Regions from separate parts of the Homo sapiens genome. Here region 2 is linked to region 1. A link is an interaction called in ENCODE POLR2A ChIA-PET data of the cell type or tissue named here. Cell type or tissue: OCI-LY7. All regions are shown on one strand. Each heading gives the region's core, and the rest is flanking DNA. Links, peaks and the distances in the headings are about the cores only. Region 1 has its middle 27 kb from the start of RPL11. Region 2 holds the start of LOC107984928 (a long non-coding RNA gene).

Evidence for each region. Peaks named below come from ENCODE experiments on the same cell type or tissue, not always from the same donor. Only the 100,000 strongest peaks of a DNase experiment are listed, where the experiment ranks them.
Region 2: POLR2A ChIA-PET joins it to region 1 with 8 read pairs; 6 of 35 experiments call an interaction of 5 or more read pairs at or near these places.

The regions. Positions count from the first base shown.
Region 1 is chr1:23,662,244-23,667,621 of GRCh38, reverse strand. No RefSeq gene overlaps it. Among named protein-coding and RNA genes, the nearest start is that of RPL11, 27 kb to the left of the region's middle. In OCI-LY7, for the core only: CTCF peaks have their summits at 1,997 and 2,196; DNase peaks (open chromatin) are centred at 2,221 and 2,571; H3K4me3 peaks cover 40 bases; H3K27ac peaks cover 1,601 bases.
Region 2 is chr1:23,574,704-23,580,081 of GRCh38, reverse strand. It overlaps LOC107984928 (a long non-coding RNA gene), which reads left to right and starts at 2,375. Exons shown (of 2, transcript XR_007065540.1): 1 at 2,375-2,655; 2 at 2,749-3,646. RefSeq lists an enhancer at 5,236-5,325. In OCI-LY7, for the core only: CTCF peaks have their summits at 3,229 and 3,432; DNase peaks (open chromatin) are centred at 1,581, 2,581, 3,411 and 4,581; H3K4me3 peaks cover 4,425 bases; H3K27ac peaks cover 5,000 bases.

The DNA.
Region 1 (5,378 bases), core at 251-5,250:
TTTGTTTATTTCAGCCGTAATTATAGTGCTGTGCTAAGCCCTGAGGCATAGTGGAGGATAAAACAGACCAGAGACCAGGTGGCTTCCTCAAGAAAACTAATCAGGTCATTCAGAGACAGGACTAGAACACCAGGCCTCCTGACTTTTGCTACTATAGGAATGTTTACAAAGTAGTTTTGAATGTACATTAGATAAGCAGATCCCAAAGAGTAGTCTAGGGACACATAGGGACCTAAGGGTTTTCAAGGTCAAAACTATTTCTGTAACAATGCTAAGACATTTTCCCTCTCATTCTCCCATGAGTGCACAGTGGTGTTTTCTAGGGGCTACATGACATGTAAAATTGCAATGGGCTGAAGAAGCAGATATGAGAATCTAGCTGTCTTCTATTAAGCCAGACAGTAAAGAGATCTGCAAAAATGTAAAACAATGCCATCCTTCTGTGATTTTTTGCTTTGGGAAATAGTTATTCTTCACAATTAAAAATGTGGTATGTTGGCTGGGCGCGGTGGCTCACGCCTGTAATCCCAGCACTTAGGGAGGCCAAGGTGGGTGGATCACTTTAGGTTGGGAGTTCGAGACTAGCCTGACCAACATGGAGAAACCCCGTCTCTACTAAAAATACAAAATTAGGCCAGGCATGGTGGCTCACGCCTGTAATCCCAGCACTTTGGGAGGCTGAGGTGGGTGGATCATAAGGTCAGGAGATCGAGACCATCCTGGCTAACACGGTGAAACCCCGTCTCTACTAAAAATACAAAAAATTAAAAAAAAAAAAAATTAGCCAGGCGTGGTGGCGGGCGGCTGTAGTCCCAGCTACTTGGGAGGCTGAGGCAGGAGAATGGTGTGAACCCAGGAGGCGGAGCTTGCAGTGAGCTGAGATCGCACCACTGCACTCCAGCCTGGGCGACAGTGAGACTCCATCTCAAAAAAAAAAAAAAAAAAAAAATTTGCTGGGCGCTGTGGCTTATGCCTGTAATCCCAGCTACTTGGGAGGCTGAGGCGGGAGAATCACTTGAACTCAGGAGGCAGAGGTTGTGGTGGGCCAAGATCACGCCATTGCACTCCAGTCTGGGCAACAAGAGCGAAACTCTGTCTCAAAACCAACAACAACAACAACAAAAAGTGATGTGTTAATATGTAAGGAGTTTATACTGCTATTTTAAAATAATTACATTTTTAATTTTTTAAAAATTTCATATTTTATTTATTTATTATTATTATTATTTTTTTGAGACAGAGTCTCACCCCGTTGCCTGGGCTGGAGTGCAGTGGTGCGATCTCATCTCACCGCAACCTCCACCTCACGGGTTCAAGTAATTATCATGCCTCAGCCTCCTAAGTAGCTGGGAATACAGGCACGCACCACCATGCTTGGCTAATTTTTGTATTTTTAGTACAGACGGGGGTTTTCCAAGAAGATTATGGAAAAAAGAATGATATGATATGGTGATTCTCCAACTTTCTGCTCTTGGGAACCCTTTACACTATTAAAGGGACTCCAAAGGGATTTGATTATGTAAATTAGAGCTATCTATATTCACTATATTCAAAATTAAAACTGAGTTGTTTTGTTTTGAGATGGAGTCTCACTCTGTCACCCAGGCTGGAGTGCAGTGGCACAATCCCGGCTCATTGCAACCTCTGCCTCCCAGGCTCAAGTGATTCTCGTGCCTCAGCCTCCTGAGCAGTTGAGATTCCAGGCACGCGCCACCACGTCTGGCTAATTTTTGTATTTTTAGTAGAGACGGGGTTTCTGCATGTTGGCCAGGCTGGTCTCGAACTCCCGCCCTAAAGTGATTGGCCCACCTTGGCCTCCCAAAGTGCTAGGATTACAGGCATGAGCTACCACGCCCCGCCGATAATTAAAACTGGAGCGGTGGCCCATGCCTGTAATCCCAGCACTTTGGGAGGCCAAGGCAAGCCAATCACTTGAGGTCAGGAGTTCGAGACCAGCCTGGCCAACGTGGGGAAACCCCATCTCTACTAAAAATACCAAAATTAGCCTGCCATGGTGGCACGCACCTGTAATCCCAGCTACTCGAGAGGCTGAGGCATGAGAATTGCTTGAACCCTGGAAGTGGAAGTTGCAGTGAGCCAAGATGGGCCATTGCACTCCAGCCTGGGCAACTCCATCTCAAAAAAAAAAAAAAAAAAGGAAAAGAAAAAAGAAACACATGGGGGCGCTCTCGCCACAAACTGCAGAGAAAAATGATCTTAAAACCAAGGACATTGGAGGGCCTTGGATGCCTGGGTGGCTGCTATTACAACACTTTTCTGATCACATTGTCACCAATTCTGGTCTTTCCCCTTAGGTTACAGGTAGTGATAGGGATGGTTGGGAAATGTAGCTAATTTCACCTTCCTGTAAGCTTTGTTTTCCATGAATTATTTTGCATCTTGGTGTATTGATGTAATTTCTTGGCTATAACTCCCACAAGTTCATAAAAGGTAATGTGAGGCCCTATGACACCCATCTCTGGCCTTTCAGGCTATGCTTCTGAAAGCATCTGTGGAGTGTTGGGAAGGAAACTGGCTTTGGCATCCAAAGACTAGGCACCAGGTCTCAGCTTCACCACTTCCTGGCTGTGTGACCTTTCACCTCTCTGAGCCTCATTATCTCACCACTAAGAGAAGGACGGTAATAGCTGCCCTCACAGAATTATTGTGAAGAGCAGATGAGCAGTAAAATGGCTTTGTCAACTGTAAAGTACTGTAGGAAGGTCTATATTTGTTATGACACTGGCCTGTGGAAATATGTAAATAAGTAAATATCTAATATGTGGTTTTTAAAGATGCTGATTCTTTGCTGTCCTAATTCCCTATTGTTGCAGAAATTTCATTTTACCTCTCAAGAGGTTTTTCTGGTATCTGGACTTTAAAAAATACAGGGCTGAGCTTTTGGCCAGGGTGATGTTGGTAGTGACCCGATTGTCTGGAAAGTCTTTCTGTGCACCAGCCCGTTAGAGTGCCAGAAATCCCACCATTGGCAATCTGCTGCTTTACATTCTTCTTATAAAACATCAACATCTCCTCTTCTTCTTTTCTTTCTTCCCTCCTTCCAAAGCCTTTTCCACTGGCTTGCTGATTCCTTAAATTCTACTTTCAGATCACTGAGTGATCTTGGCTCACTGCAACCTCCACCTCCAGGGTTCAATCAATTCTCCTGCCTCAGCCTCCCAAGTAGCTGGGATTACAGGCGCCTGCCACCATGGCTGGTGAATTTTTTTATTTTGCATTTTATTAGAGATGGGGTCACCATGTCGGCCAGGCTGGTTTCAAACTCCTGACCTCAAGTGATCCGGCTGCCTCGGCCTTCCCAAGTGCCAGGATCACAGGCGTGAGCCACTGCGCCCTGCCTACTTTCAGGCACTTTGATTTGGTCTAAGACTTCAGCTCCCAGCTAAAACTGCTTCTAGCTCTAAGGAAAACCAATACTGGGGCCTGGTGCATATATATATATATATATATATATATATATATATATATATATATATATATATATATATATTTAATATATAATATATATATATAACTTTTAAAAAAATATATATATATATAAATGTAACAAGGTATAGACATTTTGGAAAACAGTTTGGCAATTTCTTTTTTGAGATGGCGTCTTTCTCTGTCACCCAGGCTGCAGTGCAGTGGCATGATCTCGATTCACTGCAACCTCTGCCTCCCAGGTTCAAGTGATTCTCCTGTCTCAGCCTCCTGAGTTGCTGGGATTACAGGGGTGCACCACCACATCCGGTTAATTTTTGTATTTTTAGTAGAAGCAGGGTTTCACCTTGTTGGCCAGGCTGGTCTCGAGCTCCTGACCTCGTGATCCTCCCGCCTTGGCCTCCCAAAGTGCTGGGATCACAAGCATAAGCCACCGCGCCCGGCCTGCAATTTCTTATAAGACTAAACATGCAATTATCATATAACCCAGCAACTGTATTCTTGTGCATTTATCCCAGATAAATTAAAATTTAAGTTCACACAAAAACTTGCAGAGAAATGTTGTTTTTTGTGTTTTTGAGATGGTGTCTCGCTCTGTCTCCCAGGCTGGAGTGCAGTGGCACCATCTCGGCTCACTGCAAGCTCCGCCTCCCGGGTTCACGCCTTCTCCTGCCTCAGCCTCCCAAGTAGCTGGGACTATAGGCGCTCGCCACCACGCCCGACTAATTTTTTGTATTTTTAGTACAGACGGGGTTTCACCATGTTAGCCAGGATGGTCTTGATCTCCTGTCCTCGTGATCCGCCCACCTCGGCCTCCCAAAGTGGTGGGATTACAGGCGTGAGCCACTGCGCCCGGCCTGAGAAATGTTTATGGCAGCTTTATTTGTAACAACAAAATACTGGAAACAACCCTTCAGTGGGAGAATGGTTGACCAAACTCTGGTACATCCATACCATGGAATACTCCCCAGCAATAGCAAAGAATGAACTACTGATACATGCAGCAACCTAGATGGACATCAAGAGTGTTATGCTTAGTGAAAAAAAGCCAGTGTCAAAAGATTACATACTGTGTGATTCCATTTACATAACATCTCAAAGTGACACAACTATAGAGATGGAGAGCAGATTAGTGGTTGCCAGAGGACGAAGACGGGGTGAGGAGCTGGGAGAGGGTGAGGGTGGCTGAGAATACAAAGAGGTAGCATGAGGCTGTGATTTCGAGGTGATGGAATGATTCTGTATCTTAACTGTGGTGCTGGTTACACAGATTTGTACATAGGATAAAACTAGAACTACATACATACAAATGAATGCAGTTTTTAAAAATGGTAAAAACTGAGTAAGGTCTGTAGACTGGCTAATAGTAATACACAAAGAGCAATGTCAGTTTTCTGGTTTAGATGTTATACTATGGCTATATAAGATTTCACCATTGGGGATGGGTGTGGTGGCTCATGCCTATAATCCCAGCACTTTGGGAAGTCAAGGCAGGCAGATCACCTGAGGTCAGGAGTTCAAGACCAGCCTGGCCAACACGGCGAAATCCCATCTCTACTAAAAACACAAAAATTAGCTGGGTGTGGTGGCGCATGCCTGTAGTCCCAGCTATTTGGGAGGCTGAGGAAGGAGAATCACTTGAACCTGGGAGGTAGAGGTTGCAGTGAGCCAAGATCACGCCACTACACTCCAGCCTGGGCAACAGAGCAAGACTCCATCTCAAAAAAAAGAAAAAAAAAAAATCTCACCATTGGGGAAGCTGGGTGACTGATATGTGAATCCCTGTGTGCTGCTCTAACACTTGCCTTTGAGTGTGTAATTATTTCAAAACAAAGAGCTTAAAATTTGGGTGGGGGAAGTACCTAGGTGAGACCTCTCCACCATTGTCCAATGTGTTTATTGCAAGGATTCCCCCGCTGCAGAGTGGGATG
Region 2 (5,378 bases), core at 285-5,284, 88 kb after region 1:
CATCTCGGCCTCCCAAAGTGCTGTGATTACAGATGTGAGCCACCGTGCCTGGTCTCCTTTCTCTTATAAGCACATCAGTCCTTGGATTTAGGTCCCACCAAAAATACAGGATATCATTTCAAGATCCTTAATTCTATCTTTAGATACCCTATTTCCAAATAAGGTCCCATTCACAGGTACTGGGTATTAAAATTTAACACATATCTGGCCGGGCACAGTGGCTCACGCCTGTAATCCCAACACTTTGGGAAGCCGAGGCAGGTGGATCACATGGTCAGGAGATCTAGACCATCCTGGCTAACACGGTGAAACCCCGTCTCTACTAAAAATACAAAAACTTAGCCAGGCATGGTGGCCGGCGCCTGTAGTCCCAGCTACTCAGGAGGCTGAGGCAGGAGTATGGTGTGAACTCGGGAGTCAGAGCTTGCAGTGAGCCGAGATCGCACCACTGCACTCCAGCCTGGGCAACAGAGCAAGACTCTATCTAAAAAAAAAAAAAAAAAAAAAAAAAAAAATTAACACATATCTTTTGGGGAACATCACTACTCAACCTATTGTTATCACCACCACCACCACCACTACCACCCTGGCTCAGCAAATCTTCACTGAGCATGAGCAGTGTGCCAGCCAGGGGCACAGCAGTCATACTACATTAGTGCTGCCTATGGTCTAGTGGGAAAGGTAGACAAGGCACAGGTAATGGTGGGGTGATGATTTTTTTTATTTGAGATGGGGTCTCACTCTGTCACCCAGGCTGGAGTACAGTGGCACAATCTTCGCTCAATGCAGCCTCCACCTTTTGGGCTCAAATGATCCTCCCACCTCAGCCTCCCCAGTAGCTGAGACCACAGATGTGCACTACCAGGCCTGGCTAATTTTTCATTTTTTTGTAGAGATGGGGTTTTGCCATGTTGCTCAGGCTGATGTCGAACTCCTGAGTTCAAGCAATCTACCCGCCTCAGCCTCCCCAAAGTGTTGGGACTATAGGCGTGAGTCACCACGCCTGATGCAGAGTGGTTTCTAAACTAACTGTAGAAATACAAATATGGGCTCACAACGGAGAGAACAGGTAATATTGCCTGAGATGGGATAAAGCAGGGAGCACAGTATATGTCCTATTAATTAATCAAGACACTTCAGGGAAATCTATTTGCAGAAAAAAGCAACAGAGAAGAAGAGAAAGTCTGAACTTCAACTTTTAAGACAGAAAGCCCTCAAATGCAGACTTTACCTGTCTGTGCCTCAGTTCTCTTATCTGTAAAATGGGAATACTAATAGAATTGGTCTCATAGGGTTATTGTTAGGTTTAAGCCAAATCACTGAAGCATTCGTTGAACAAATATTTATTGAACATCTTCTACATACCAGGCACATTATATACAGTAAAGAGCTAGCAAAATGCCCGTCACCAATAAAACACTTAATAAATGTCAGTGCCTGTCCTCTTTCCCCCAATTCATAAGTTAGATAAAACTTCAGGACAGAAGTACAAGAGAGATCATAAGGCAGGACAGGCTAAAGGCCAAGTCAAGAGCATGAGATATGTGTGTTTAGAGAACAGCGAGGATGTGGCCAGATGGGTCTGCGAATGCTTCCTGGAGGAAGTGGGCTTTGCATCAGAACTTGGAGGATACACAAGGAGAGGAGGGAGGACTCCATGCAGCAATGATGGCATAAACAAAAACTGGGGCAAGGAAATTAGATAAGAAACATGTTTGATCCAGACACTGACCCTTTCTGTAAGATTCTGGATTTTTGGAGGGCAAATGAAGCAACAGTGAAAGTTCAAGATTTTCTAAATCTAAAACAAAATCAAGGGTAAGTACAGATGAAAATGTACTTAACCGTATCACAAGCATTTGCATTTCTTTCAATTTTGCTCCAACTTTGGTATCACTTTTTATGCAGGGCATTTCCCATAGGGAATAGTTCCATGTGTTTCTACTATGTATATTTAGATTGTCTGCTTTTCCTGTTCAATGTGGCTCCTGAAGGCAGGGGCTGTATTTTATCGCCAGTACATTGCTGGTGCTTGGCATATAGTGAGCACTCAGTAAGCATTTCATCGAATGAATTACTTTTATATTTCTATTTTACATAAAAGCATGAAATTTTGAATTTGTGCTAAAATTCTTAATCCTGGCCTAGGGCAAGTATAATATTGATATGTATAAGGAAAGCCAGGCAGGATTGTTTAGCTGGAGACAGCTTCTAGAATGACCAGCCCAGGATCCAGTAGGACTTGCTGGAGCCACACAGAGGCCTTGCTAAACTAAAATTATGAATTCGCAGGCTGTGCTACGAACCCATTAGGCTATGTTGCTTTAAACTCGGGTCAGCCAACCAAAAGGTGGATGCAAAAGACTTTCTTTAAACAAGCCAGCAGCTTGAGGCTTGAAATAGAACAGAAAGGGAATTCACAGGACTCAACCTTGTCTTCTGTCTGGAGCTCTTGAGACCCAAGGATACTGGCCAGGCGAACCACACTGCGATAAGAAACAGCAGCTGAAAGTTTGTTTTTGGAGCCACCAGATCCAGTGGGTGGACTGTGTCTTGAAATAGAAGCATCTCAAAGGCCTGTGAATCATTTCTTAGTGCCGGCCTGCAAGGTTTCATATCCTGTTCTCAGAGCTACCTTGGGTGCTGTATGTATATGTATGTGTGTGTATTGTTTTCAGGGTTGTTTGCCTAGGATTTGGTTTTGAAACTTTTACTTTCTTTTAATAGCTTTTTTTTTTTTTTTTTAAGCTGGAAGAATTTTTCAAATGGTTTTTGCGAGAAAGTTCAAACCCTGGAATGACTAAGTCGCTGGAAGAATTTGGACTTTGTGAGGGGAATTTGCACTTGGTATGAATCACCCAGTCACTGATTCCTGCAGTGAGAAGACCTTTCGGAAAGCTTCTGGGTCAGCCCCCTCGTACACATGGGGAAACCGAGGCTCAAGGAGGGGAAGGACTTCAGCCAAGGTCCCACAGCATGTCTGTGGAAATGACAGGACTGGAATCAGGTCTAGCTCCTGGAACAGCTTTGGATTTGCAAGAAGCTCTCAAGCACCCAGTCTCCATAGGTGGGCACATTTTCCAAACAGTAGAGGAACAGAAAGAACAAGAGGGTTCTGAGGAGTTAGAACTCACCATAGAGTTATGGAAGGAATGGGGAAGGGATTGCCGGAAGGTATTTTATATGAAATAGCTCATTTAATCCTCCCCAGGATCCTATTAGGCAGTGGTTCTAAACTAGGGTTGATTTTGCCCCCAGAGGACATTTGGCAAGATCAGGGGACATTTTAGGTTTGTCACAGCTTGAGTGGGAGTTGCTACTGGCATCTCTTGGCAGTGAATACCCTATGTGGTAGAGGCCAGGGATACCGCTAAACATCCTGCAATGCACAGGACAGCCTCACAACAAAGAATTATCCAGCCCAAAATGTCAATAGTGTTGGGTCTGAGAAGCCCTGCTATGCAGAGGGCGCTTGTATATACATATCAATTTAACAGCCAAGAAAGCCGAGGCTCAGAAAGTGTAGCCACTCGCTAGCCACGTGGTCTTGGGCAAATTAGCCTCTCTGTGTCTCAGTTTCCTTATCTGTAAAATGGAGGCAACAGTACCTCTGTTACCTAAATAAACATTTGTAAAGCACTTAGAATGGTGCCTGGCACATAGTGTTACATGAATGTTTGCTAAAAATATATAAACAAGCTTACCCAGGAAACACGGAAAGTAAAAGAATTGTAATGAAAGCCCAGGTGAAAAAAATCTAAAGAGACTTAAGGACATGGGGGCTGGAATATGAGAGACCTCCTGGGGGTGTACAGCCCTGTGAGCAGGTAAGGCTGTCCACCGTGTGACATCCTATGTTCCCTGCCACCCCCCACCACCAGTAGCCATGAGGTTTTCCTTCTCAGACACTGCTACCTTAAATGCACTTCATCTTTTTAGGTTAAAATGATATGCACTTCAACATGAATCTCCTTGGCAAGTATCTGACACAGTAAGCCACTATCAGTCACTAAGAATAATTCAGGATAAATTAGTTTTTCAGTTGCCTCCCAACAAATAGGCCGAATGCAGGTTATACTGAGAGTGGAAGGTAAACAGAGGCTGACAGCTTAGTGTTCAGAGGCAGGCTTAGGACAGTGCTGGCAGGTGCACAGTTGTCCTCAGCAATCCTAGACCATCAGTCATTCCCCTACCAGCCAGCACCACCTAGAACAGGCCTCAAGTCTGGGCCCTGCCTAGCTTTGCACCCCCTTTCAGAACCTGCTCCTGACCCTCCCCCACCTTCAGCTCTCCTGGTCTTTTTACTCAGTCTGGGGCCTATTCCCTACTTTCCCACTTTGACCTCTAATCCTGTCCTCAGTCAGAGCCCAGATTCCTCCACCAGCTGCTGAGACCTGCCAACTTGCTAAGTGATTGCCCTACTCAATGCTGAAGGCCTGACATATCAGCCCGGCTCTCTCAGCAAGCCCCAGGGCTGTGAAGGAAACTGGGCAGAGGGTGTCACAAGAGTGGAGGGAGAAAAAACCAAAGCAAGGGTCACCCATATCTCTACTCTGCCCAGAACCCGCCTGCTACGCCTATTCATTAGAACATTCATGGCCATTTACCGAGCTCTTTAAGCTATGAGTCTTGCACACTTACAACAGCTCTCACAGCTGTGCCCCACTCCCCCATCCCTGGAGACCTACAAGGGCCCATATTAACTGTATTACTTCTCTATTGCTGCTATAACAAAATGACTACAAACTTAGTCACTTAAAACAACTTAAGTTTATGCTCTCAAACCAACCTGATCTCACTGGGCTAAAATCAGGGTGTTTGCAGGGACTTCCCTTTCGGAGAATCTGGAAGATAATTGATTTCCTTGCCTTTTCCAGCTTCTGGAGGCTGCCAACATTCCTTGGGTTGTGACCCCTTCCTTCATTTTCAAAGCCAGCAACATGGCATCTCTCTGACCCTGTTTTCGTGGTTGCCTCTCTTTCTCTGACTCTTTTCTGCTGCCCTCTCCCACTTTTAAGGACCCTTCTGATTCCATTGGACCCACCTAGATAATCCTGCATAGCAACCTTCATTCCATCTGCAAACTTAATTCCCACTTGCCGTGTAACAGTACATTCACAAATTATAGGGATTAGGACACAGACATCTTTGGAGGTGACTATGATCCTGCCTACCATGTTAACCAACCCAGAGTGGCGGGGACCATACAACCCAGAGAGCTTGTGCTCCTTCTCAAGGGAGCAACTGCTGCTCAGCTCCAGCTGTCATCATCATGCATCAGTATGGGTTCAGTGTGGCTGAGTCTGCCAATATTTCAAGTGAAATCAGAAAATTGGACTTTCAGGTGAAGATTTCCAATTCTGACATCACTGTGCAGA